6 separate regions of the Homo sapiens genome follow, and all the other regions are linked to region 5. Evidence: chromatin contacts called from ENCODE Hi-C or POLR2A ChIA-PET data. All regions are on one chromosome and are shown on one strand. The core of a region is the stretch at or near the end of the contact, and the rest is flanking DNA. Distances in the headings are between cores, read along the strand shown. Region 1 overlaps GRASLND (glycosaminoglycan regulatory associated long non-coding RNA). Region 2 overlaps LINC00299 (long intergenic non-protein coding RNA 299). Region 3 has its middle 420 kb from the start of NBAS. Region 4 overlaps CYRIA (CYFIP related Rac1 interactor A). Region 5 holds the start of LPIN1 (lipin 1). Region 6 holds the start of ID2-AS1 (ID2 antisense RNA 1).

The links. Hi-C counts contacts between places; a loop is a spot of excess contacts on that map. ChIA-PET counts read pairs that join two places held with the same protein, here RNA polymerase II (POLR2A). Pooled maps may share reads with other maps.
Region 1: a pooled map shows a loop between it and region 5 (7-fold over the local background). The contact joins the enhancer-like site here to the promoter of LPIN1 in region 5. A Hi-C loop is called at or near these places in 8 of 50 pooled maps.
Region 2: a loop to region 5 is called in a pooled map, with 2.6 times the contacts of the local background. The contact joins the enhancer-like site here to the promoter of LPIN1 in region 5. A Hi-C loop is called at or near these places in 4 of 37 single-sample maps with no recorded cell type and 6 of 50 pooled maps.
Region 3: a map with no recorded cell type shows a loop between it and region 5 (13-fold over the local background). The contact joins the enhancer-like site here to the promoter of LPIN1 in region 5. A Hi-C loop is called at or near these places in 1 of 168 maps with a recorded cell type or tissue (OCI-LY7), 2 of 37 single-sample maps with no recorded cell type and 9 of 50 pooled maps.
Region 4: a pooled map shows a loop between it and region 5 (6-fold over the local background). The contact joins the enhancer-like site here to the promoter of LPIN1 in region 5. A Hi-C loop is called at or near these places in 7 of 37 single-sample maps with no recorded cell type and 7 of 50 pooled maps.
Region 6: a pooled map shows a loop between it and region 5 (35-fold over the local background). The contact joins the promoter of ID2-AS1 here to the promoter of LPIN1 in region 5. A Hi-C loop is called at or near these places in 2 of 37 single-sample maps with no recorded cell type and 9 of 50 pooled maps. POLR2A ChIA-PET finds 5 or more read pairs at or near these places in 1 of 52 experiments (activated B cell).

What each region holds. Positions count from the first base shown.
Region 1 is chr2:6,908,268-6,912,548 of GRCh38, reverse strand. GRASLND (glycosaminoglycan regulatory associated long non-coding RNA) reads left to right here. Exons shown (of 5, transcript NR_033997.1): 5 at 1-273. Among named protein-coding and RNA genes, the nearest start is that of RNF144A, 7.0 kb to the left of the region's middle. RefSeq lists enhancers at 2,484-2,613, 2,744-2,793. Within about 2 kb of position 2,633, at least 5 of the 41 ENCODE cell types and tissues checked have a DNase peak (open chromatin) inside an H3K27ac peak, as active enhancers do.
Region 2 is chr2:8,299,368-8,303,405 of GRCh38, reverse strand. LINC00299 (long intergenic non-protein coding RNA 299) reads left to right here. Exons shown (of 9, transcript NR_034135.1): 3 at 3,613-3,730. Among named protein-coding and RNA genes, the nearest start is that of LINC00299, 27 kb to the left of the region's middle. RefSeq lists enhancers at 1,015-1,074, 2,180-2,736. Within about 2 kb of position 1,250, at least 17 of the 41 ENCODE cell types and tissues checked have a DNase peak (open chromatin) inside an H3K27ac peak, as active enhancers do.
Region 3 is chr2:15,140,173-15,144,076 of GRCh38, reverse strand. It overlaps a transcript of NBAS not described here. Among named protein-coding and RNA genes, the nearest start is that of NBAS, 420 kb to the left of the region's middle. RefSeq lists enhancers at 1,465-1,554, 1,945-2,014, 1,077-2,276 and a silencer at 1,298-1,592. Within about 2 kb of position 1,801, at least 6 of the 41 ENCODE cell types and tissues checked have a DNase peak (open chromatin) inside an H3K27ac peak, as active enhancers do; they include OCI-LY7, where a contact is called at or near this core.
Region 4 is chr2:16,654,282-16,658,052 of GRCh38, reverse strand. All of the region lies in intron 1 of CYRIA (CYFIP related Rac1 interactor A), which reads left to right. Among named protein-coding and RNA genes, the nearest start is that of CYRIA, 9.7 kb to the left of the region's middle. Within about 2 kb of position 1,837, at least 22 of the 41 ENCODE cell types and tissues checked have a DNase peak (open chromatin) inside an H3K27ac peak, as active enhancers do.
Region 5 is chr2:11,745,135-11,749,327 of GRCh38, reverse strand. LPIN1 (lipin 1) reads right to left here and starts at 2,696. Exons shown (of 21, transcript NM_001349206.2): 1 at 2,657-2,696. LOC124907735 (a long non-coding RNA gene) reads left to right here and starts at 3,869. Exons shown (of 2, transcript XR_007086220.1): 1 at 3,869-4,193. RefSeq lists enhancers at 773-1,444, 3,956-4,193 and a silencer at 2,448-3,017.
Region 6 is chr2:8,680,500-8,684,235 of GRCh38, reverse strand. ID2-AS1 (ID2 antisense RNA 1) reads left to right here and starts at 2,373. Exons shown (of 4, transcript NR_110154.1): 1 at 2,373-2,409. It overlaps ID2 (inhibitor of DNA binding 2), which reads right to left and starts at 2,180. Exons shown (of 3, transcript NM_002166.5): 1 at 1,723-2,180; 2 at 1,330-1,393; 3 at 1-551. The coding sequence starts at 2,070. The coding sequence ends at 1,337. RefSeq lists enhancers at 1,941-1,990, 2,478-2,981.

The DNA.
Region 1 (4,281 bases), core at 1,384-3,883, 4.8 Mb after region 5:
TTCACCAGGCCTAGCAAACTAATACAAGTGCATGGAAGGTGACTACTCATGACTGCAACTTAGAGAACAAGGGTTATAATAAAAATAAAAGTGTTATACAAAGGTGGCAAGATAAATGACAATAAATGAAAATATTAACATGTGAATTAAAAAGTAAAGATATTTTTCCTAGCATTCTCCCAGAAAGTAGAGACGCGTCTCTCTTGTTTGCCATCATATCCAGCAATGGCAAGATAAGTTCTAGGCACTTCATAAAAATTTGTTGAATGAAAGAAATGAATCTTCTGTGGTTCTTTATTAACCGGATCTTCTATGCATGGCTCAAATGCAAGCTCCGTAGATTCTACTTAGAACTGAAAAGGACCCAAGAGAAAGTTTTGTCTGATCTTTTCACTTCACTTATGGGAACACTGAGGTTTACCGAGGCCATGCCAGATCCAGGATCCCTGCTTGCTCAAGGCACACATGGTAATATTACAGAAGGCTGATTCAGAGGTCTTTTAACTTTTTATTACACTGCTTTTCTATAGTAATCAATTGAATATGGCCCTTGGGGCTTGACAGAATTTTTAAAGGCTTTCTCAAGTCTCAAAGAATGATTATATTTAACAGCAGACAGACCTCATTGTGGGCAAACATTTAATGCTCACTAAATAGCCATGCATTTTCCCAGATTTTCTGGCCCCCTCACAGTCAGGCCAGGGCATGTGACTCATTTTGTTCCATAGACTGTAGACATAAGCCTCACTTTTGAGCCAAGGCAATGAGAAAGACCTTCATGACACTGAACTTGCCCATCACCATCCCAGTGATAACAGAGCCACATATTGAGGTGGTGGGACCACCAAATGGAGTCAGCTGGATCTGTGGGTTGCCCACTGGTAGGATGATCCTCAGGAGAACATGAACCTGCATGTGTTAAGCTATTGAAATTTTAGGGTTTATTTGTTATGCCAGCATGGTCTTGCCTAAACTAACAACTAAAGCTAACACATTCACTGTAAACTGGTTTTGAGTAGCAGTAATTCACAGGTACTTGAGTCTTGAAGGAGAGCCCAAGTACAATACTAGGTAGGCAGAGTAAGTCATTCAGTCTTAGACATGAGAGCACAGTTGAGGCAGATAGCCAAGAGCTAGGAAAAGATGGGAACCTGGAAGAAATTCAGGTAGCAGATAGGTGCAAGGGGAACACAGTACACAATCCAGGTCTGTGTCCTGGGCAACAACTCAGGTGCCCACAGCTCATTCCTAGTGGATGCTGCCACATGGTAACACGTGAGGTTTAAAATAAAGAGCTATGGGGGAGAAACAGGACTTGCTATTCCACCTACTGAACAGGGCTCAGGTGATATATCGCAAGGTGGATGCTTGAATGCTTCATGAAGATTCCCTACAGAACCAAGGCAGTCATTATCCCGTGAGCTGGGACTGTTGGCTGTGGAAGGCTCACATCCCAGGAATCAATCTTGGCCAAAGGTAGCTGCCTCCTGCAAAACTCCTTCCAAAACCGCTTGCCTGGGACATAACATATGTCTCATTTCATATCTTTGTGTGAAAGTTTGGTCTATTGGGTTGTATTTCTGAGAATCGCTTGGCATACCTTGGGACAACACTGAAGGGCTCCCTAGCCCCAGAGTTCCCCAGCAAATGCATCCCAGCTCCCCTGTGTCCTCATTCTTCTACAGGAACCCTTCCTAAGCATCTCTTAACCACCAACCTCCATCTCAGAGTCTGTTTCCCAGGGAACCTGACCTGAGACAGTAAGATGGGGAAAGTGAGCTCCAGCAAGATTGCAGAAGAAGAGAATCATAAAACATTTTCCTGACAATAGATTGTCTGGCTTGGTAGGACCAGGAGGTTTATCTGTTATGGATAAAGGTGGCAGGTGGGCTTGAGCAGGAATGGACAGAATCTTGGATGCCACCTAAGAATGGAAAGTTCTGGGGGATAATGGGAATAAAAAATAAAAATAGGGGCTATAGAGACCCTTTCTGGATGGAAACATACTTAAAAGGCCCTTTAGAGGTCATTTTGTTTCATTGCTGTATGTTTCTAAGTATTTAACTTTTATTCTGCTATTATTTTAAATGCTCCTCACCTTAGATTATTCAATCTCCTTAAAATACATACAGTACTTAAAAACTCCTCTCTCTCTCTCTTTCTACACACACACACACACACACACACACACACACATCGCCACCACCATCAACAACAATAACAAACGCAAACACTCTCATCAAATCCCCACACCTTGACGGCCTGGAAAACTTCTCCTACTATTTTAAACTCCAGTGCACCACTGACACCTCTAGTAACATTTCTGTCACTCCCCTGGGTTAGCCAATCTTTCTGCTGAGCTGTGCTCACACCACTTTTGTTACTCTCTTATTATATTATCATATTTGTATGTTTGGCATTAGACATGAAAGAATGTAATAGTCCAATGAAAGAATGCAAATTCCTCTTTTTCCTTTCCCCATCTTGCATGTGTATGAAGAACTCTATCAGTCTGTCTTCTCCTTCCTTCTTCTCTCATTTCATATCTTCGTGTGAAAGTTTGGTCTATTGGGTTGTATTTCTGAGAACCTATTCTTATCAGAGGATCACAGGGCAAGACCACAAGCCACTTCCTCTAAAGAAGACATGCACTCACAGTTTCTAATCATCAAGAGGAGAGCAGGCTTCACAGATTGAAACAAGCAAATAACAACAACAAATAAAACCCAGAAACCCAGAAGCTGAGTCCCAGGCAGTTTGGAAGAAAGAAGGACAAAGCCCTCTGCCTGAGCTTGGCTCGGGCTTTGCTGCCAAAGTCAGTTTAGGTTTCATCAAGATCTAGCTATGCATTTCAGTTAGACTCCCTCAGCTCCAGTTTCCTTAGCAATGAAATGAAGGATGATTACACTTCTCTTCTATGGTTTCTCTGAGCATTTAAAATAAAAATTATGCAAAGCACTTAACACCATACTTGGCATGCCCACTTCAGGGCTCAAAACTTTTTAGCTGCTAAAATATGCGCTCTACCCTTAAGGACCATATAGTTTAAGTTAAGAGAAGAATTGTGTGTCCAGTGGTAGGAGGCAATGGCGCATTCCCCCAAGACCGAGAGTATTGTGATTCCATCAGTTGTAGAGCCACCCCCAGGGAGAATGTAAATCTTGGTCAATATTGTGAAATGGGACTATGAAGTCCAATGCCTTAACCCCTATTGAAATTGTATCTCCATCATTAGCCTTAGACAATCTGAATGTTATTTGTTATGGGATCATTTTGGTTAGGACGGGCTAATCTGTGTTACAGTAACAAGTAATCTCAAAATGTGAACTGTCCCATATATGCAGTTTGCTGTGACCGTATTTGTCTCTCCAATACTATCCTCCCAATAAGCACACAAGATCAAGGTTGCCTGTTTTTAGACTCAGCCATCTCAACATGAGGCCTCCTCTGTAATCACTGTGGACCCAAAAGCAAATGTTGTACAGCCTTGTACTAGCAGTTAAATGCACTCATAATTGGCCGGAATTAGTAGCTTTGCTTAACTGAAAGAGGGTGAGAAAGTATAATTTTCTCATGTTCACAGAAGGGGGTATGAATAACTATTCAAAGTCTTTACAACAGGGAGTAAAAATATTTCCTTCAAGGAACAGTGATTAAGGTTACCAGTTTTCAGTGAATAGCTAATGCCTGATATACCACTGAATAAATTAGGGATAGTCATGGTGGCACTGTGACTTGAATTTGAAAACAGGCATCTGATAAGACAAGTCAGATCTTCAGGGGTATTTCATTTGGGGAGTGTCATGTTTTATAAAACTTGAACACCTCTAAGAGGAGTATGTTCTCTAGCTCACCCTGGCTCCCACCACCCTGTGCTGTCTTATATCAAGTTGCTTCACACATGTCTGTATTTCTGATTTTTGAGGCCACTTGAAGGCCGACATTGGACCCCTCACAAAACAGAGCAGAGCATTTTTTTGTTTTGTTTTTTGTTTCCATAGGTTATTGGGGAACATGTGGTGTTTGGCTACATGAGTAAATTCTGTAGTGGTGATTTGTGAAACTTTGGCACCCATCACCCGAGCAGTATACACTGCACCCAATTTGTAGTCTTTTATCCCTCACCCACATCCCACCCTTTCCTACTGAGTCCCCAAGGCCCACTGTGTCATTCTTATGCCTTTGCATCCTGATAGCTTAGCTCCCACTTAAGTATGATAACATACAACCTTTGGTTTTCCATTCCTGAGTTACTTCACTTAGAATAATAGTCTCCAATCT
Region 2 (4,038 bases), core at 1-2,500, 3.4 Mb after region 5:
ACCTTTTGGTGCTACCATGCTATGCATTGAGGGTCCAGGATGTGTAAGGCACTAGCACAGCACCTGAGATATTTTTGAGTGGTGGGGCAGAGAATGTGGTACAAAAAGATGAATGAGGCTGGATGCAGTGGCTCACGCCTGTAATCACAGTGCTTTGGGAGGCTGAGTGGGGAGTATTGCTTGAGGCCAGGAGTTTGAGACAGCACTGAGGGTCCAGGATGTGTAAGGCACTAGTACAGCACCTGAGATATTTCTGAGTGGTGGGACAGAGAATATGGTACAAAAAGATGAATGAGACTGGATGCAGTGGCTCACGCCTGTAATCACAGTGCTTTGGGAGGCTGAGGGGGGAGGATCGCTTGAGGCCAGGAGTTTGAGACCAGCCTGGTCAACACAGCAAGATTCTGTTTCTTACATTAAAAACAGCAACAACAACAACAACAACAACAACAACAAACAACCACCCATGAACAAGATCTAAGGAGTGCAGGGAAGGCAGTGGGTGCCTCTCAGCACACAGTGAGGCTGGTGCGCTGAGAGGTTTCCCCTCATTGGGATTTCTTTGTTCTCTTTGCTATTCCTCCCATTCAAGCAACCCTTTCTCTGCTCTTCCCTAGGTAAGGGGTGTGAGAGCAGAAAGACAAGCAGTCCTCTTTCGGCTGCAGTGACCATTGGGGTGCTCTGCCCAGGTCTCCCCGCTAGCTGCAGTGACAGTTGATGATGGCCATGGCAGAGCCCGCACTGGATGCCCCCTCCTGCTGCAGGGAATGGCCTCTTTTCAGGTCATATCCCCCAGGTTCTGAAACTGACCGAGGAAGGAACGCAAAGGCTCGGCCCTCTTGCCTCAACTTGGGACAACTCTGATGGGCCGTCCCAGCTCGAGAGCGCCACTTAGGATTGGCTGGGGGTGGCTCCAAGTGTAGCCTCGTTGCAGCCAGCTTCAGCTTCTGCAGCATCCTGCCTTTCTCACTTCTTTACAGGAGAATCTCCCGAGAACACCCTCTGATCAGCACTCTGCATGCAATTTCCATCTCAGACTCTGTTTCTAGGAAGACTTTCAGGCAGCTGACACTGGACGTGGTTGTGAGTTGCAGGCCCTAATGAAAAATTGGAGAGGAAGCAGGTGGCCGGCTGATGAAATGATAACCAGAAGGCCTGTGGGCTTGGGTGGCTGAGGCTGAGGCTACTGAGTGTTGAAGAGAGAGAGGCAGAGGCGCAGGATGACTCATCACTGGTTTCAGGCAAACTGTGAAAGCCAGAGCACTTCCTTGGCAGCATTTAAGAAAACCCCGATGATCTGCAGCTGGAAGGCAGGTTGGCTGGAGGACCAGTCTGAACCCTGAGTAGGTTAAGTTCTCAGTCCTTCAGACACAGGGCTCTAATGGGAAAGAGGTGAGACCCTTACACTTAGGGTGGGAGCCCTGGACAGTTGGGAACCCTGAACACTTACATGCCCCTGAGTCCCCTGGGCCTGCAGAAATGGCCTATTTCTCATGTCATGTAGAAGATTGTAGACTGCTTGAACCTGGGAGGCGGAGCTTGCAGTGAGCCCAGATTGCACCATTGCACTCCAGCCTGGGCAACAGAGCGAGACTCGGTCAAAAAAAAAAAAAAAAAAAAGCAAGACTTTCCTTTTCTGAAGATCATACAGAGGTCTCAAATGAGGTAGGTATCATACAAGACAATGCTTGACCCATCAGGATCTACCCTCATCTTTCCTGTTGGCAAAACCAAAGAATAACAAGAACCAAATCTCAGCACAGCCCGACTGGGGATGAGCTGGGCTGGCTTGGCCAAAAGGGGATATCAGGTGAAGGAGCTGTGGGGTCGAGCTAATATGTTGCAGAGGACCTGGGAATATATTCATGGGATTGGATCAAAGAGTGTAGATATAAAATCGAATAAGGTTGAGTTTATTGAGAGGGAGCAATCTAGGTGGTACAGGATTAAGCATCTTGGTCAAGATCCCTGGAGAGAATGCTAAGACTCAACTCAGATGTTGCTTAAAAGCCTAGAGAAAGCAGTGACCCACACTCAGGCAGATGGTGGAGAGAGGGACCAAATGGCTCAGAGAAGTGGCCATGCTGGAGTGGACATGCTAGCATCCATGGTGCTGACTATCTTCACGAGATGGCCTGGAGGACTTCCCATGTACAAAGGAATGCACTGGTGAGAGTGGCCCCAAAGTCACTGAGCTCAGGAATGGCTGTGCTCTATGTGCCAGAGCTGATGACAGATGATGAAATCACAGAACTGGCTCCTGGTAGCAACGGGGATGACAGGATCCTGGGATTACAAAGGCCAGGTGGTATGCTCACCATTGGATGCAAGGCAGAGGCCATGATCACAATGAGAGGCAAGATCAGTGGGGCACCCAGGGGGTTCCTGCCCTGCAGAGAGCTCTCAATAGGCTCATTGTTTTAGGAAGGAGATAGATGGGCACCCAACAAGGGCAATGCTTAATTTCTACAAGAAAGCACGTGTGGATTACCAGGAGGTACAAAAGTCAGGATCTTTTGCCTAGTTTCTTGAATGGAGCTAATTCTCAGCCCCAGAATCTGTTGACTGAAGGAGGAGCAGAGCTCTTCCCAGGAAGGATGGTACCATATTACAGCAGGTGCATTCAGCAATAATTCCCCCACTTCTCTCCTAAAGGTATCTAGGACATTTATTTAGGCAAATGCACACTGGGGAAAGACGAATGCCTTAGCTTTTCAAGGACTATTAAGCTAACATTGATATTTGGAGACCCAAGATGCTACCATAGCCCTCCTATTAGACTGGAGACCAGGAAGGCAGGTAATAAATGGAATCTTTTTTCAAGCCTAGCTCACATTCTTCATTTCCCTGGTTCTCTAGTATAATAGGAGTGAATGGCAGGTTCATTGGCAGAACCTGCACGTTGGCTCCTTGGCCTAGAATAAAAGATGTTGTAGTGGGGTAGGCCTCTTCCCCTACGAGATCGTAAACCACAGATATGACCACATCTTGCGTTGATGGCAGGAATGTCAGACATGAGTGTTACCCTCAAAGACTTAAAGGATGCAGGGGCTGTGGCCCTTGCCATAGCCTCATTTAATTCACCATGGTGGCTGCCCCTCACACAGACCTGGTGGGCCATGATGGGGGACAGTAAATATCCATACAGCGAGTCAAGTCATATCTCCACCTGCAGTGGCTGTGCCAAGCATGGAACTTTTGCTAGACAAGATTAAACGGAGTCTTTGGCCTCTCTAAGGAAGCTATTGACTTGGTGAACTGTTGTTTTTCATCCTTGAACAAAGGAGGATCAGAAGCAGTTCACATTGACCTGGAACAAACAAAGAATACTTTTATGGTCCCATTCCTGGTCCATGTGAACTCTCTCACTTTGTTGCTTAAAAAAATTCTTATTTATGGTTTATTTTGCATATTTGTTTCTAAAACAGACTCCTCATATAATAAATAAAATCATAATATTTTGATAATGGTAGAGACTAAATCATACAGTTTGTTGATTTTATATTTTTAAGTGCATCTTTAGTTTTTAAATGAGGCAAATTTCAGTTGTCTCTGAGGAGCTTAGAATTATCCAGTTATTTTTTAAGCATGCTAACTTTTGTTGTTTTTTAGTCTGAAGTCACCTGCCCTATCTGGACATTCCATAGACTACCACTTTTACCCACGACTTCGATGTGGCATGCTCATTGGACCAGATAAGCAAGCAGTGGCAAGTGGATTGGAGGTCTTGGTAAGCCACATGCATAGCGAGGCTGGGAGGTCAGCCCTGTGAAGACTTAGAGGCCTTCCACATTGGTGGAGTTTTTAGGGACTTAACAGGAGAGTCCCTCCAAAGTAAAGAGAGATTGCACTTCATACCTCCTCCCATTAAAGAGGTAGCACAGTGCTGAGGTGCCTCTTTAGCTTCTGGAGGAAGCATAGTTGGCCCTCGTGAACACATTTTGAACCCATTTTCTGGGTGGTGTGGAAGGCTGTCATCTTTGATTGGGACCCAGAAAGAAAAGCATTCTCAGTAGGTCCAGGTGATGATGGTGAAAG
Region 3 (3,904 bases), core at 552-3,051, 3.4 Mb before region 5:
AATGGGAGATATATATATATATATATATTTTTATATATAGGATAATATATATATATAGTATTAACTCACACAACCACAAGGTCCCACAAGGGGCTATCTGTGGTCTGAGGAGCAAGGAGAGCCCGTCCGAGTTCCAAAACTGAAGAACTTGAAGTCTGATGTTTGAGGGCAGGAAGCATTCAGCACAGGAGAAAGATGTAGGCTGGGAGGCTAGGCGAGTCTCCCTTTTCACATTTTTCTGCCTGCATATATTCTAGCCATGCTGGCAGCTGATTAGATGGTGCCCACTCAGATTAAGGGTAGGTCTACTTTTCCCAGCCCACTGACTCAAATGTTAATCTCTGTGGCAGCACCCTCACAGACACACCCAGGATCAATACTTTGTATCTTTCAATCCAATCAAGTTGACACTCATTATTAACCATCATACGAGGGGTGTGTGGAGGTTATGTAACCACCACTTGCAAACCTCCAAAGGGCTGCAGAGGGACACACGTGCTCTGTTTGGCTCTAAGGGCAGGACGAAGCCCGTGGGTGGAGAATTCATCCAGTCCATTCAGAGACCCATCTCACAGACATGCCCTTGTTTCTAAGTTGTTTGTGTTTGTTCTGAGTTTCATGTTCGACTGACTCTTCAGTGAAATCACAAGGGCCTCAGGATCAAAACTGCTCCGTCAACCAGTGTTGGATTTGCAGCGGCCCCTGCAACATGAAGGTGCTGAGGGTATGGGCTTCAGAGTCAGACAAACTCCAGGTGGATCTCAGCTCTGCAGACGCGGACTTGCTGCAGGACCACGGGCTCAATGAGCCTCTAATTCTTGTTTGTAAAAGAAGGATCGTAATCGATTTCACAGGGTTGTTTGTGAGCCTTAAGTGAGATAAAGAATTGTAGAAAGGGGCTGAGTACCTGGTCAAGCCCTGTAGGTGGCAAAAAGGGGTAAATGATAACAGTAGGCTTCCAGATCTTCTGATCTATTTGGGGTGACAAGACACGCTGAAAGCAGAAAATAACCAAGTACATATTTCAACGGGCTGATGAGTGAGTAGTCTAGAGAATACTGCACGGACCAGTTTGTTTCTTTTGCAGAGCTAGTGTTCCAAAATGACTTGTTGCAGGAGGTCAGGATGACTCTTTGGGCACCCTTTGCTCAACCTTTAATTATAAAAACTATTAGCAAAACGGAGGGATGTTTCTTTTAACGTTTCAACATCTTCCTTGCCCTCATCTGTACGCTAGATGTAGGTTCAAAAGTAAAGCAAAGGTGCTCTTAAGATATCTCTTGAGGGGATGTGTGTTTCTATCCATGGAATGTTCCTTATCTCCCCTCTCCATCATCCTCTGCAGAGATAGACAGAGAGCACTTGAGAGGAAGATGACAGGAAGACTTTACAGCCGGCACCGTGGAAATAGCCCCTTCGGGGAACAGGATGTGGCAGGGATAAACCTGTATTTGGAGTTTTTAGCAAGGCCCAGCAGGATGACTAATGCAGGAAGGTGCCAGTCAGGGAGCTGGCAGATGTCTCTTCAAAACAAGGGGAGCGTTCCCTCAAATATTTGCCTGTCAGCCTTGCGGAGGCGACCATTTTTAGCTCTTCAATAAATTGTCCCTTTGTGGCAGTAGCAGCTAAGCCTCCTGACGTCATCTGCAGGAACCTTATTTGGTTTTGTTGGGGAAGCATTTCAAGCTGAGAAATGCACATGCCTCCTCCCGGATGTGACATTCATCTGCTGAGCTCAGCCCACACACCTGTGCCTCTCAGCAAAGCCACATGTGCTGTTTCGGGCAGAGGTTGACAAACGTCAAGGCTGGCTGCTCTCAGTTGCTCTATTATCTCCTTCCTGCTGCTGTCTTCCGGTTCCCCTCATTTTTCGTGCATTTGCAACTGTTGACAGGCTGGGTTGCTGAGGGTGGTTACCTCTGACATGCACTCCTCCTGGCATTTTCTGAATATCATCGTTCTGAAGTGTGTGTCCCCCAACACGTGGGTGGAGATGAATGGGTATTCCATATTCAGTGATTGGAGGTAATGCTGGATTTATTCTCTGACATGAATTTTGTGATTGTAAATGTCACAGACTCACACTGTTTTTAAATATGTTTATGACTTCAGAGTCAATGGGAATCTGAATTTCAAGAGCTCATTATTTCTCTTTCCAGGAAGGGGAAAACAAAACCCGTACAGACATAATAACATCTGCTGAGTTTATTTGGTGCCTGACATCAGTGATGTTGGATTTGAACTGTTCTCTAGCATCCCCTGCCCCTTTTTTATTGGGGGAAAGGGTATGATCTGCTAAAGAAAGCACAGGTTTTGAGTTCTAGTCTCTCCACTTTGCCTGAGTGCATGAGTGGCCCCTACGGTAAAAACAAAAAACAAAACAAAACAAAACAAAATTGATTTTGCTGAAAATGAGCAATATGTTCACATTGTGCATCAAATATCTTGGTTTTGTATCAAAATGAGTCTAGCCTTTATAAACCAGCATGCTAACTCTTTCCTCAGCTTCAGTTTAGGGGTTAATTGTAATGTTTAAAAACAGAATGACATCGTCTCAGGCCTCTAGAATATGGAGTAAGAAACAGATCAAGAGAAAAGGGCTCTCCCCAGTCCAAGCTCTGCCATTCGCTGATGCTACATCCTGGATAAGACCACGAATCTGCCTGAGCCTCACTGTTGTCGTCTGTAAAACGGGTGCTGTGATTGCCAACTCACTGGGCAGTCCCCGGTACTAAATGAGCTAGTGTGTGTGTGAAATCACTGAACTCATAAGATTTGCTCATATACACATGTTGGGTTTAAACAGAGGAAATCTCACCATAGTCTAGGCCAATTCAAAATTGTAGAGCTCTGCAGAGGGAGCGGGAGAGGAAGGAAAAGAGTGAAGGAGGGAGGGAGAGAGAGGGGGAAAAAGAGAAGGGAAAAGGGGATGGGAGCGAGAGAGAGACAGAGACAGAGAGACACTGGATTTTTCCTAAAAAATCTCAAGAAAGATATTTCCTCCAAAAGAAATACTTTGCACAGAAATAAGACCATTTCAGATCACACAAGAATAATAGTGTACATTTATTGAACACTTACTAAATACTGTATCCTATACATTTTCTCTAAAGAAGAATCCCCTAGTTTTCTACATGGAATGGGGATAAGCCTGGCTTGCAGGTAAGTCTCAAAGAATTTCTGAAAAATGTATGTTCAACCTTATTATGAATGTATTATACCATTTAATGCTCAAAACAACCCTATTTAGTACAAGTATAATATTAAATGTATTTCACATACTTTTTCACTTCCTTTCTGGATTACTCATGACTACCTTTTAGGTCACAATCAAGGTTAAGGTAGAAGCATCTGCCCCAAGGACCCCATCTAGCATATCCACCAGGGTCATGTAGAATTCCTGCTGAATTCACCTTTGGATTGCTGCAGACATTTCTGCAATTAAAAAGTAATAGTTCTTCCTGTTTGAATAGCATTCCTTTATATTTACCAAATGCTTTCCTGTACAAAATTTTATATAACCCTGAACAAACCTCTGTGAAGCAGATATTAATCTCATTTGCAAATGAGAAGCATAAGAACTATGTGAGTTAAATGACTTGGTTAAGGTCACCAAGTGGTAACACTAGGATTTGAACCACAGTTATCCAATTTGATGTCCACTTTTCCTACAAACCACCCCAAATTTAGGGTTGTCAACCAACAACCCGTATATTATGCTCACAGACCCTGTGGGTCAGGAATTTGGAAAGGTCATGGTGGCAACTCTTTCTGCTCCATGTTGTCTGGAGCCTCTTCTGGGAAAACTGAAAGGGTGGGGTGACTTGACAACTGGAAGCTAGAATTATCTGAAAGCTTGTCACTCACTTGTCTCACGGTTGAGGCGGGCTATTCACTGGAACCT
Region 4 (3,771 bases), core at 588-3,087, 4.9 Mb before region 5:
TTTTTTTCTGGAGTCTTGCAGTTTTAAATCCAGGTCCTTGAATACCTTCAGAATTAATAAATGGGGTCATAAGCTATTTTTTGACACATACACATTCGCTTATTTTTAAGTCCAAAATCCAAAAAGCTCTGAAAATGGGAAGTTTATTTCATCATGCATTTGAAAGCAAAAGCTGGCCCAGAGACTCTATAACTTTTATGTATTACACTCAAGATGAATGAGGTTTTCAGCAGAAAGATAAGTGTCCCAGACCCTGCTGGGCATGTATGTAATACATGGCTTATGCACTCTTTACCTTTCTAAAAGACATTTCTGAATTTGGAAGCACATCTGAGCAAAGAGTCTCAAAGAAGGTTTTGTGGATCTTGCAGAAAGCCTAAAAGAACTGACTGTGTCGGCAAAGTCCAGATGACACAAGTGAATATCCTACCTTTGGATATTAGAGGGTATGGTGACATGGCCCATCTCATGCTTATCAAAAGCATTAGTGGCCATTTTTATATTTTCTCAATTAACTGAATTAAATGACCATGCTTGGCACAAAAACAAAACAACAGCCAAAAAAAAAAAAACAACAAAAAACATCAAAAAACATGGGCTCTCAAATTTCACTGGGACAAAGTCATTTTAAAAAAAATTTCCTGAGAAGTAAAAATAAGCTGGGAATTTTTTATTGAGTGTGGCTTATAATTAAGTTTTGGTTTTGGCCTTGGAGGGGGATGGCAGAGGGAATTTTTAAATCTTACTCATCATTTTGCCCATGTGAGGAAGAGCCAGGGCTGAAAGAGTGAGCATGGGGAAGTGAAAAGCCTCAGCCGAGCGTGAGAACATTTTGGTTCTTATTTTGGGTCTGTTCTTTGGTTGTAAAGTGAGCTTGAGCTTGTCACTTCTCTTCCTTGGCCCCTAGGAACTGAGTTTCTAAGTAAATGACTTCTTCCTTTGTCTCTCTGAGAATTAAGACATGGAGGCTAGGACGTCAAAAGAGGAGGAGAGTGGGAAGCACTGAGCTGTCTGTCTGGCTGTACTGGTAACTTCTGCCAGCCCCAGGCTGACCTCTGGAGGGATGTAGAAAGTTTCCCTGTGCTCTCTGCTGGGTTCCCTCTCGGGTCTTCCTTTACTTCTTCCACAGCTCTAGTGTTTCTGTGCCTTTGGCTGGTTGCCTCAGATGTATTTTGGCCCTGGTGACTCGACTGCCATTCACGCCACTGACGCTCACGAGGTCTCACTGGCTGCTTGACCAAGCATGGCCATTGGCAGTGGCCCTAATGGCAACGGCCATTCCAGCAATTGCTCTGCATTTCTCTCCTGTTTTCTCTTTCTTTATGTCTTTGTCTTTTGAGTTTATTATTAATGCATCATAATTCTGACATTTTCCAGATCAAAAGATTAACATTTCTTTCAGAATCTGATGATGTTTAAAAATCAGCAGCTCCTCCTCTCTGAGGACCCACTGTGTCCTTCTGGAGGAGGGTCTCACCCACTCACAACCAGTGATAGCCATGTAGCTTCCACCACGGAGGAGTGACCTTAACTTCCAGGATCCTGAAGGCCTTTGGTTTGCATAGACTATTGGAGCCACTAGGGAGCTGTAAATATGGTTCACATCAGCGCACATGGAGAATAGGGTGCCTCTGGGGATGGCTGGCCCTTAGAAACTAGAGAGGCCTGGACTTGTGAGTGTATAAGTATGATGTGTGTGGTTTGAATGGATGTGTGTGGTTGGAATATATGTGTGTTTATGTGTGGCTTGTGAGTGGGTGTGTGGGTGTGGATATGTGGATGTGTATAGCTGTGTGTGTATAGGTATGTGTGAGTGTGGGTATGTGTGTGTGCAGTTTGTGAGTGGGTGTGTGGGGGTGAATATGTGGATGTGTACAGGTGTATGTGTAAGCGTGTACATGTGCATTGGGGGAATCCTTTTCATTCCAAGGAAGAGCTGCAGAGGGCAGGAATCTGCCAGGCACTCTCTGGACAAGGCTCTGCCCTGGCCTTTGTGTAGCTCACAGGTGGAACTGACTACTCAGATGCCCCTGCAAGCCAAGGGACCTTTTGTCTTTCAAGGACCGGTAACCACCAAGAAAGGCAATTCTGACATTAACTGGCAGAAAGCAACTGAATTACATTTCTTAGGGAGAAATATCCAATTCTGCTGCTTCAGAAACATAGAACCCTGTAAATCTTATGCTACACATTTTTAAAACACCCAAATCATTTGCATATGCGACTTTAGAAATAAAAATAAGTGAAAGAAAAACCCAATTCAGGTTTAAAAAAAAAAGACCAAGAATGCATTCAATTTTATGTAATAGTCAGTTGGGGAAAGTAGGAAAAAGATTATGAAAGAGAAAAGAAAGGGAGGGAGCAGGAGAAGCTGTGCTGCAGCTGTCTGAGCCCCTGCGTGATCAGGCCGTGCTCCAGTTGCCGCACATTTACAACTCCTTCAGGTTCAAGTTCTTTAGGGTCAAGCCCAAGCAGGGCTTAGCAGAGTTGAGACACTGGATGTGAGGGAGAACGAACAGAAGAGAATGTGAAATATTGTTGCAGTTTTGCTTACCAAACTGCGGAGGATCAGGAAGACCATGTGGGCAGTGGAGTGAGCACTGTCCAAGGAGTCCCCTGGGTATAAGCCTAGCTCTGCCACTGACCTTCTGCCTAACTTGTTGTAAGCCTCCTCCCCTCCCTGAGCCTCAGTTCCTCCATTTTTAACAAGTATGTTTGACTAGATGAAGTCTAAAGCCATTCCTGGGTTGGTGAGGCAAGCCCACACACTAGGCCCCACACCCCAAGCCCAGAGGCATTCTCAAGATGGAAGAGGAGATTGTTCAGCTCTGGCCTGCAATTACTGAAGCAAAGAGCCCTCTTCCCCATGGGTCTGAATTGGGGTTTCCTCTTTCATCACTTGGGGCGAGCGAGTGAGCTTGTACGGGTGTGGATGGAGTGCTAAGTGCATATCTCCTGTTTTTTCTCCCTTTAAAACATCTGTGTGTCAAGGCCTCGTCCCTCTTTCTCCCTTTCACACTACATGCTCAACCTGCTAGTAAGGTCATAGGTTGTGTAAATTTATCTGTTAAACCTCAGATTCAGGAAATAGATTGAGTAGCTCATAGAAACTAAAATAGCTACAGTGTGATCACTATTTGTGGTATATGAATGTGAGTTATTTTTTTCTAACCAGTGACTTATAGCTTGCCCAGTCCAGTCATGACCCTTAATTTTTCATAGTATTCCCAAATTTTTAATTATGTTAACAACAGTGAATTATGCTATTCAGTATACATTTAGCACCTATTAATTCTAACTATTTGGATAGTATTTTTGTATACATTTTTTCATCCCACAGACACCTTCTAAGGTGATATTTTCATTTCTTTTTTAAAGATAAAGACAATGAAGCTAAGAAGGTTTTTTTTAAAATTTGCTTTAAGACATAGGACTGAAAAGGGCTGAAAATGGGGCACCAGGATTTGGTTGAAGTCGGCCTGGCTCTAAAACTTCTACACGTTTCCATACCACACAGCTCGCACTGCTTCCAGGCCACAATTTTATTTTTTTTTAAAGAAAATAAAATCCTTTTTCCTGCCATGACTGGAGTCTCTTAAGCCTCAGAAAATATGATCATAGCTTGATTTCTTTGCCTTTTTCCAGAATGGAGTCCCATGGCACGCCCTACCTTAATGTAAATTTCATGCAAATAGTATATGGTATTTCTACTTAACAAACTTTGACCATGTATTCCCAAAGTGCCAGACAGTTTTCTGGATACTTCCAGAT
Region 5 (4,193 bases), core at 1,447-3,946:
GAGCAGGGCCAGTGTGGGTGTGTCCCCTCGACACACAGGCATGGGCCCCTCTCTCTCTCCAGACCCTCCCTCACAGCTCAGAAAGCGAACATTTCAGAAACAGCCATCCGATAGGCACCTGGGCCTCTTCTGAATGAAGAACCTGTGACGTCACTGAACGGCTTTGCTTGGGTTTTGTCCCAACTCTTTTTTCCCCACACACCCCGTTCCAGTTTTAAATGAGTGGGCTTATTATACAATACATTGGTCCAGGGTTCAATAAAGTGTCAAAATTGTGACTTTGCCCTTCTCAAGGAACAAGCCCCAAAGCTGCTAGTGGGTGATTCCAGGGACTTCCTCCTCAGGACCCCTCAAAAGCTCCAAGATCCCACGCCCGGGCTACCAGTGAGGAAGTGCAAGTGCAAACAGGTCGAACCACCAGCCTCGGTGTCCTGGCGGGACCTAACACCTGGATGTCTCTCAAAATGCTCCAAAAGCTGCCGACATCCGTGCAACAGCCCCCTCCCACCCTAAGGAAAAAGCTGCCTGTACCCCTCGACTACCCCCATTGGCAGGCTTGCCCAAATCAATTAACCTCATTTAGGTACCTTTTAGGCCTTGAACCCAGTACACAGATGGTCCGGAAAAGCCAACCGGAAGAGAGGTGGCAGGCAGGGGGAGGGGGTGTCCCACAGGGATGATTTACAGAGCAGAGGCCGGCGTCAGCCAGGACTGTCCCAACCCCACAAAGAGCCCCTCCTCGCTGGCACCCTGTGGCACTTTAAAATCATAACAACCACAATGATTCGTGGACCCCATATTATGTTCCAGGGGCTCTTTTTTATCTCAATTAATTTTTGCAACAATCCTGTGAATGGGTATGATTATCCCTTCATTTTACAGATGGGAAAACTGAGGCTCAGAGGATTGAAGTCTTCTGCCCAAGTTCTACATCTGTGAGTGGTCAGAACAACAACTGCAAAGCCCAGTGCTCTGTGCCGGCCTCGGCGCATCTCAGACCACGGTGGCCTCAGGACCTTCTTCTGAAATATCTTTTCATCTCCTGACCCTCCCCTGCCGTCTGTTCTGGGCCCTTTGTGCAGCTGACCACGCAAAGAGCAGGAGAGCAGGACCCACAGACTTCCTTCTGGCTGGGCCAGGCCAATTGTCCCCACCTAATCCAGGGCAGGCTCCTTCTCAGTCACTTCCAAGGTCCCCCCTACAACCAGGAATCCCTGCGGTCTCTCACCTGAACCCTCGCGTTCTCTCCCACACCACAAGACTCAGCAGGTCCGCCCCTTGTCCCCCTGTGCTTTTCTAAAAGAAAGGAACTGCTGATAAGCGAGACCTGGGTGGGTGAAAGAACTCGCTCAGGGTCCCACAGAGCTCAGGCAGAGCCCAGACCTCCCGACCCGAGTCCAGGGCTATATCCAGGCCTGGCTCCACAGGACCACAGGGCCCCACATGCAAATAGGAATAATAAGCGCCAAAACACACAACCCATGCACAAAAACACTCAATAACAAATGCTGGCAAACGTGAAGTGCTATCAAAGTATATAATCATAAATCCAACTGTTACACCTTTCAACAAGAATCTGGGAGCAAGAAAAGTGTTCATGTGTGGATGTGCTTATTTCTCAAATACTATACATTCCTCAACTGCTTACTTTCATTAATAAGACCCAAATTACGGAACAAAGGATAAACAGTCAATCTCACAATCACTACCCCTAGACCACCATACCACAACACCCCCAATTAAAAAAACGGCTACAAGCTTTGATTTCCCAAAACACTTCTATCCTGTGGGAAACTGCCGGGTTCTAAAACATCTCCAAATTAATACTGCCAGTTGTCTTAGTTGGTTTCCTGCTTGCTGATCAAAAACAGGGTTGACATCTGCTTTCTCCAGCAACTACTGACCACACAAATTACCTACTCTAGCTCCACAGCACTTAAGTTACTCCCAAAACGTTACTTCTCATCCTGCATTTTCCTGGCCTTGCCCATAATAAAATTACGTGCAGGAGCAGCTGACGGAGCTCACTAGGCCTAGCACCTCCTAGGCTGCAAGAAAGGTGCAGAGGCCTCGCAGGGGAGAGCTGTAATATGAGAACCGGGATTCCAACCTGGGCTCAGCCTGCCCTGCCGCCCGGCAACTGTATGACCTTGGGCACAGAGGTCAACCTCCCTGAGCCTCAGTTTCCTCAACTGCAGCGCTGGAATCCTAACTCCGGGGGAAAGAAAGGCTCTCATCCCAGTCCCCGGCGCAAAGCTGGGGATGATCGCGCAGAGCCAGGACGCACCCGCGCTGGCCGGCTGGAGCTAGTCCCCGCGGTTCTGGGACTGCGCGGCAGCCCCCAGTGGCCCCTACGCCGCTCGAGATCAGCCAAGCCGGGCCCACACCGGGCCTCGCGGCGCGTCAGGAAAGCCAGGCCCGAGGGATGCTCGCGAGGCCCTCCCGGCCTCCGGGGCCTGTTTCCCCGCCTCCCTCCCCCGAACCACTTCCCGTAGAGGGCCCCGGGGACGTAGCCCGGCCGTCGGTCCTCGGGCCCCGGGGCCGAGCCCCCGCCTCGCCACGCGTCCTCAGCGCCCCGGCGCCGCGCCCCGCCCCGCCTAACCCGAGGCTGCGGCCCCTGCTCCACAGCGGGAGGCTGGAGGCGGCGGCTACTCACCGAGCGGCGCCGCGCGTGGCCGCCTTTGTATTGCAAACACCCAGCCCGCCGCCGGCTGTCAGCGCAGCTCGCCTTCGGGGGCGGGGCAGGGGCGGGGGCAGAGGGCAGGGGCGGGGCAAGCGGGGCGGTGCGAGGGGGACTCGGGACGCGCTGGTGGCCCGGCTGCTTTCAGGGCCTGCTGGCCGGCCCTGCCCGCTCACCCCTGGCCGCCTATCTTAGCGTTCCTGGGGGTGGGGCCCCTTAGGCCGCCTTTCTGATTTTCCTTTCCAGAGCCAAACTCGTGTGTTTCTTCAACACTCTGACTTGACCTATGCCGATGACTGGGGGAGTGAGGACGGAGGGGTGCAGAGAAAAGGCAGCCAGGTAAAAGTCCAGGTAAACCACCCAGGGCCTGGCCGCGATCACGTCGGTCCTATGGGTCCCGCTTATCACCAGTGGCGGGATCTGAGCCCGTCCTTGACTTTACTGACCCTCGCCCTTCGTTTCTTCCACCTTAAAGGCGCAATCGCGTTGACCTATCGCCATCTCTTCTTAGCTTCTCCACGCCGGGCCACCCCTGTCCTTCATCCTGATGGTGACAGCCTCCACTCCCGCCTCTGCCAAGCGGTGGTCCAGGTGCGGAACGGTGGCTCTGAACAGGAGGGACAGGCAGCTCCCTGCGCCTCTCCAGCCGGGAGGCAGGCAGCGGATAAACAATGAGCCACATAACGTCTGGTGGTGAAATGATTTCCATCAATGGGAGGGTGTCATATTTGAACTGAAACTCTAAATGACAAGAAACACCTATGACTACAAAGATGGGGAGGAGGCAGGGCTTTCTGGAGAGCAGAAATGGCAGGTGCAAAGGTCCTGGGGCCGGTGCTGTGGGCTGGAGGGAAGGCAGGGGCCAAATATTCAGGTCTTGTAGGCCAAGGCAAGGAGTTTAGGTATTATTTAAATGTTATTCCAAACCAATTCTTTTTGAGACAGGGTCCCACTCTGTCACCCAAGCTACAGTGCAGTGGCACAATCTCGGTTCACTGCAGCCTTCACCTTCTGGCCTCAGGCAATCCTCCTGCCTCAGCCTCTCAAGTAGCTGGGACCACAGGTGCATGCCACCACGCCCAGCTAATTTTTCAAACTATTTGTAGAGACCAGGTCTCCCTATGTTGCCCAGGCTGGTCTCAAACTGCTGGGCTCAAGCAGTCTTCCCACCTTGGCTTCCCAAAGTGCTGAGATTACAGGTGTGAACCACCACGCCTGGTCCAAAAAGAATTTTAAACCTGGGAATTATATGATCTAATTTACTTCTTTAAAAAGTCACCCCTCCACTCCATGGAAAATGGACTGCAGGAGTAGAAGCCAGCAGACAGGTGGCACTGCAGGAAACCGGGGGACATGATGGTGGCTCAGATTACAGGGGCTACTCAGCAAGAAGCGGAAGGACTTCAGAGAGATTTGGAGGCAAAACCCACAGGCTTACTGATGAATGGAACCGGTGGAGGTGTGTGATGCGATACTCAAAGGCAAGTCTCAGTGTGGAGATGGAACCGCTGCT
Region 6 (3,736 bases), core at 1,124-3,623, 3.1 Mb after region 5:
ACATCATTACACTTTTGAATGCAGAAATAGACATCTCTGCCACTATACAAGAAAACTCTAATTAAAGAGTTCACAAGGTTTCACTCAAATAGATATATTTATATATAAATATATACACAGCATTCAGTAGGCTTGTGTCAAAAAGGTAATTTCTGACCAAAAGACTTCATTTAAGTGACTGAATACTGGATCCTTCTGGTATTCACGCTCCACCTTTGAAAAAAGGCAAAGTCTGCTTAGATTGGGCAATTCCTTGTGATTTTAACGTTTTCGCTCCCCATGGTGGGAATAGTATATAAAGAAAACCTTCCAACTGCAGAAAGGGCATTTAAAAGTCTTTTTCATAAATAACGAATATCACAGTCCAAGTAAGAGAACACCCTGGGAAGATGATCATTCTTAGTTTTCCTTCCATTTTTTTTTTCTTTTTAAAAAGGTCCATTCAACTTGTCCTCCTTGTGAAATGGTTGAAAAATAAGTTCAGCACTTAAAAGATTCCGTGAATTTGTTGTTGTTGTTGTTGTGCAAAGAATAAAAGAAATCATGAACACCTGCGAAAGAGTGGGGGAGAAAGGCATGTTTAAGAGAATGTAACCTAAGGGCAGAGGCGGGCGACTGGCGCCGGGAGGAAGCCACAGTTTGAACATTTAACCAAACACTCAAAGATTGGGCAAACCCTGGCGTCCAGATGCAACACACACACTCGCCTCGACAGCGCAAATTAAACATTAAAATAGCAGAGACTCAAGGGAAAAACTTCCCAACCCAATCTCCTATTTGGATCTCCAACAGCAGTGCTACAGGCGCCAGTCTGCTTCTCGTAACAATTATTTGATTGAAAACAGCCCTTTAGTTAACAGATAGGGAAGTCTGGGATCCCACATCACAGGGTTGAAGGCACAGGGTAGCAATCCTCAACTAGCCCAGAGAATCCCAGAGGACTATAGTTTTAGGGAAGGAGGATCACTATGGAATTTGTGGCGGTAAGATTAATTACAGTGGAGGTTAGTACCTCATAGTACCAGAGGACTCGTAGGAAGATCCAGGGCATTACATTTGCTACAAAGCCAATACACACGTTCCTCGGCCGCCTTCGTAGTAAGTTATTGGCATCATTTCCTTTTAAAGGAAAATGTTCTGTGATCTCGAGCACCCAAAGCTACAAGCTCCTTCATGTCTAGTGAGACAATGTAGTACGGGTAACACCGCGAAGTAAGCATGCATTTACCAAATCAGACATTTTATAGATACACAAGCAAAAACACATGCGCGCGCGCGCACACACACCGAGGGGCAGTTTACCCACGGGTGGCACAAGCAAACACTCACCGCTTATTCAGCCACACAGTGCTTTGCTGTCATTTGACATTAACTCAGAAGGGAATTCAGAAGCCTGGAAAGAAAGAGGATAAAGAGTACGAGGTTAAGACAATGTTAAGTAGAAAGGGTTTTTTTTTTTTTTTTTTTTTTTTTGTAGTCCACAGACCAGCAAGTTCCATTAAACACGTTTATGGTAACAATTCAGATTTAAAGACAGACGCATTAACATGTCAGAACTTACTAGCAATTTCACGCACAGCTCAATCTACAGCAGATTCTGAAGAAAATAAAGTTAAATAGCTCATACGAAAGTCACCGTCTGGGCTACGGATCTCCTAGTGACAGCCCAGACGACCGCGGGAGTGTGCGGCGGCGGGGCGGGGACCCCGGAGCAGGTCTTACCTGCAAGGACAGGATGCTGATATCCGTGTTGAGGGTGGTCAGCGGCGTCCTGGACGCCTGGTTCTGCCCGGGTCTCTGGTGATGCAGGCTGACAATAGTGGGATGCGAGTCCAGGGCGATCTGCAGGTCCAAGATGTAGTCGATGACGTGCTGCAGGATTTCCATCTTGCTCACCTTCTTGTTCTGGGGGATGCTGGGCACCAGCTCCTTGAGCTTGGAGTAGCAGTCGTTCATGTTGTATAGCAGGCTCATCGGGTCGTCCACAGGGGTTTTGCTCCGGGAGATGCCCAGGCTGTGGTCCGACAGGCTGTTTTTCCTAACGGACCTCACGGGACTGAAGGCTTTCATGCTGACCGCGAGGGAAGGCGAGACCGGGAGGGAGCTGGCTGCCCTGAAGCTCAGGCCGCCGCTGCCGCCTGCTGAGCTAGCTGCGCTTGGCACCGGGCTCGGCTCAGAATGAAGCCCGAGCCCGGCGGGGCGGCTTTTATCCGCACTCGCCGGGGCCACACGCTGGAGCTTCCCTTCGTCCCCATTGGCGGAAGGTGGCACGTCTATCAAGACGAGCGGGCGCTTCCATTGGTGGGCGCGGGCGCGGGGCGTGGGCTTGGTTCTTCCGCGTTCGCAGCCAATCCCCGCGGGGTGGGCGGGGCGCGAGCCCAGCTGGGGTGGTAAATAGAGTACAGTACAGTAAGTGCGGGGCTGGCGGGGGGCGGGGGGCGGGGAGCGGCGGGCGGGGGGCGGGGAGGAGGGAGGCGGGAGGAGGGAGAGGAGGAGGGAGGAGGAAGAGAAGGGAAGATGGGGGAGGGGAAGGGGGAGGGGAAGGGGGAGGGGAAGGAGGAGGGAGAAGGGGGCAGACCCTGGGCGCCTAAATATGCATTCTTAATTCTAATTCCAAGCGCGCGGCGGGACCCTTGCCCTGGGGGTGTTCCCAGACCAAGCCCTACACACCTTAGAGCTGTCGGCAGCTCTAAAATCACAGCTACACGGGCGAGTTCAGCACCGCAGGGGGGAAGCCACAGTTCACTGCAACCCATCGGAGGGAGAGCGTGAGGAAAGATAGAAAGCATTTCAGAAGAAAGTGAAAACGCAAATTAGGTTGTCACTGAAGAGTCACGTTTGTAGAGTGAGTTCGTCTCTTCAGATAAGGAAAAGTTATGTTAACACAAACAAACCACCCACGCACGCATTCGACGACAGGCTTAGTGTGGGCTTTTGCAACCCGGAGCAGCGCGGGAGGCATTACTGTAAACTCAAGAAAATGAGTACTTATTGCAAACCATGCCCAACCTCACCGGTCGCTAAGGAGCTCTCACAGGCAGGGCGCTTTCAGGGTTCCTTTTCAAGAAGGAGGCAGGGCTATTATAATGATCGTATTAATCGGAAATAATTAGGAGAATTTGCATATTGAAACTACATTTACATACACTGCCCTTGAAAGGCTGCCGGTCTGTGCCCTTCCGTGTAGGTGGCAAAGTAATGTGATTAATTATGCACTAATTGTGATTTCTGGTGTCACATTCCAACACCTAGAGGAGTTCCAAAGCTTTGTGACAGATAGGTGGCCCTAGCCATTGATAGACATCTTCACACTAAGGAAAAAAAAATATTCTGTCATATGAGGTTTGGAATCTTTTCAGCACTAGTACTGAATACGGGTTCAAGGTTTTTTTTTTTTTTTTTGGCTGAAAATCTTTTAAGAACTCGTTCTTTCAGTCTAAGTTTTAAAAAGTTTGCAGCTATTTACTTAAATACCTTAATTTTCACATAATTGTAGCTTATCTAGAATTCTGTTTTGACCACAGTGTGTCAGTTTCTTGTTTTTGAAAATATTTGCTCCAGAAAACAATGAACTAGAAAACTCCAGGAAAGGCAATATTCAAATCTTATTTACTTTCTGCCTCAATCTCTACCTCCTTTGCATTTCAGAAAGCGGAAGGGGCAGGCCTAGAAGCTGAAAGAAAAGCTCGATAATGGGGAAACAGTGTTTTTTCCTTCAATTAATGATTAATTTCTC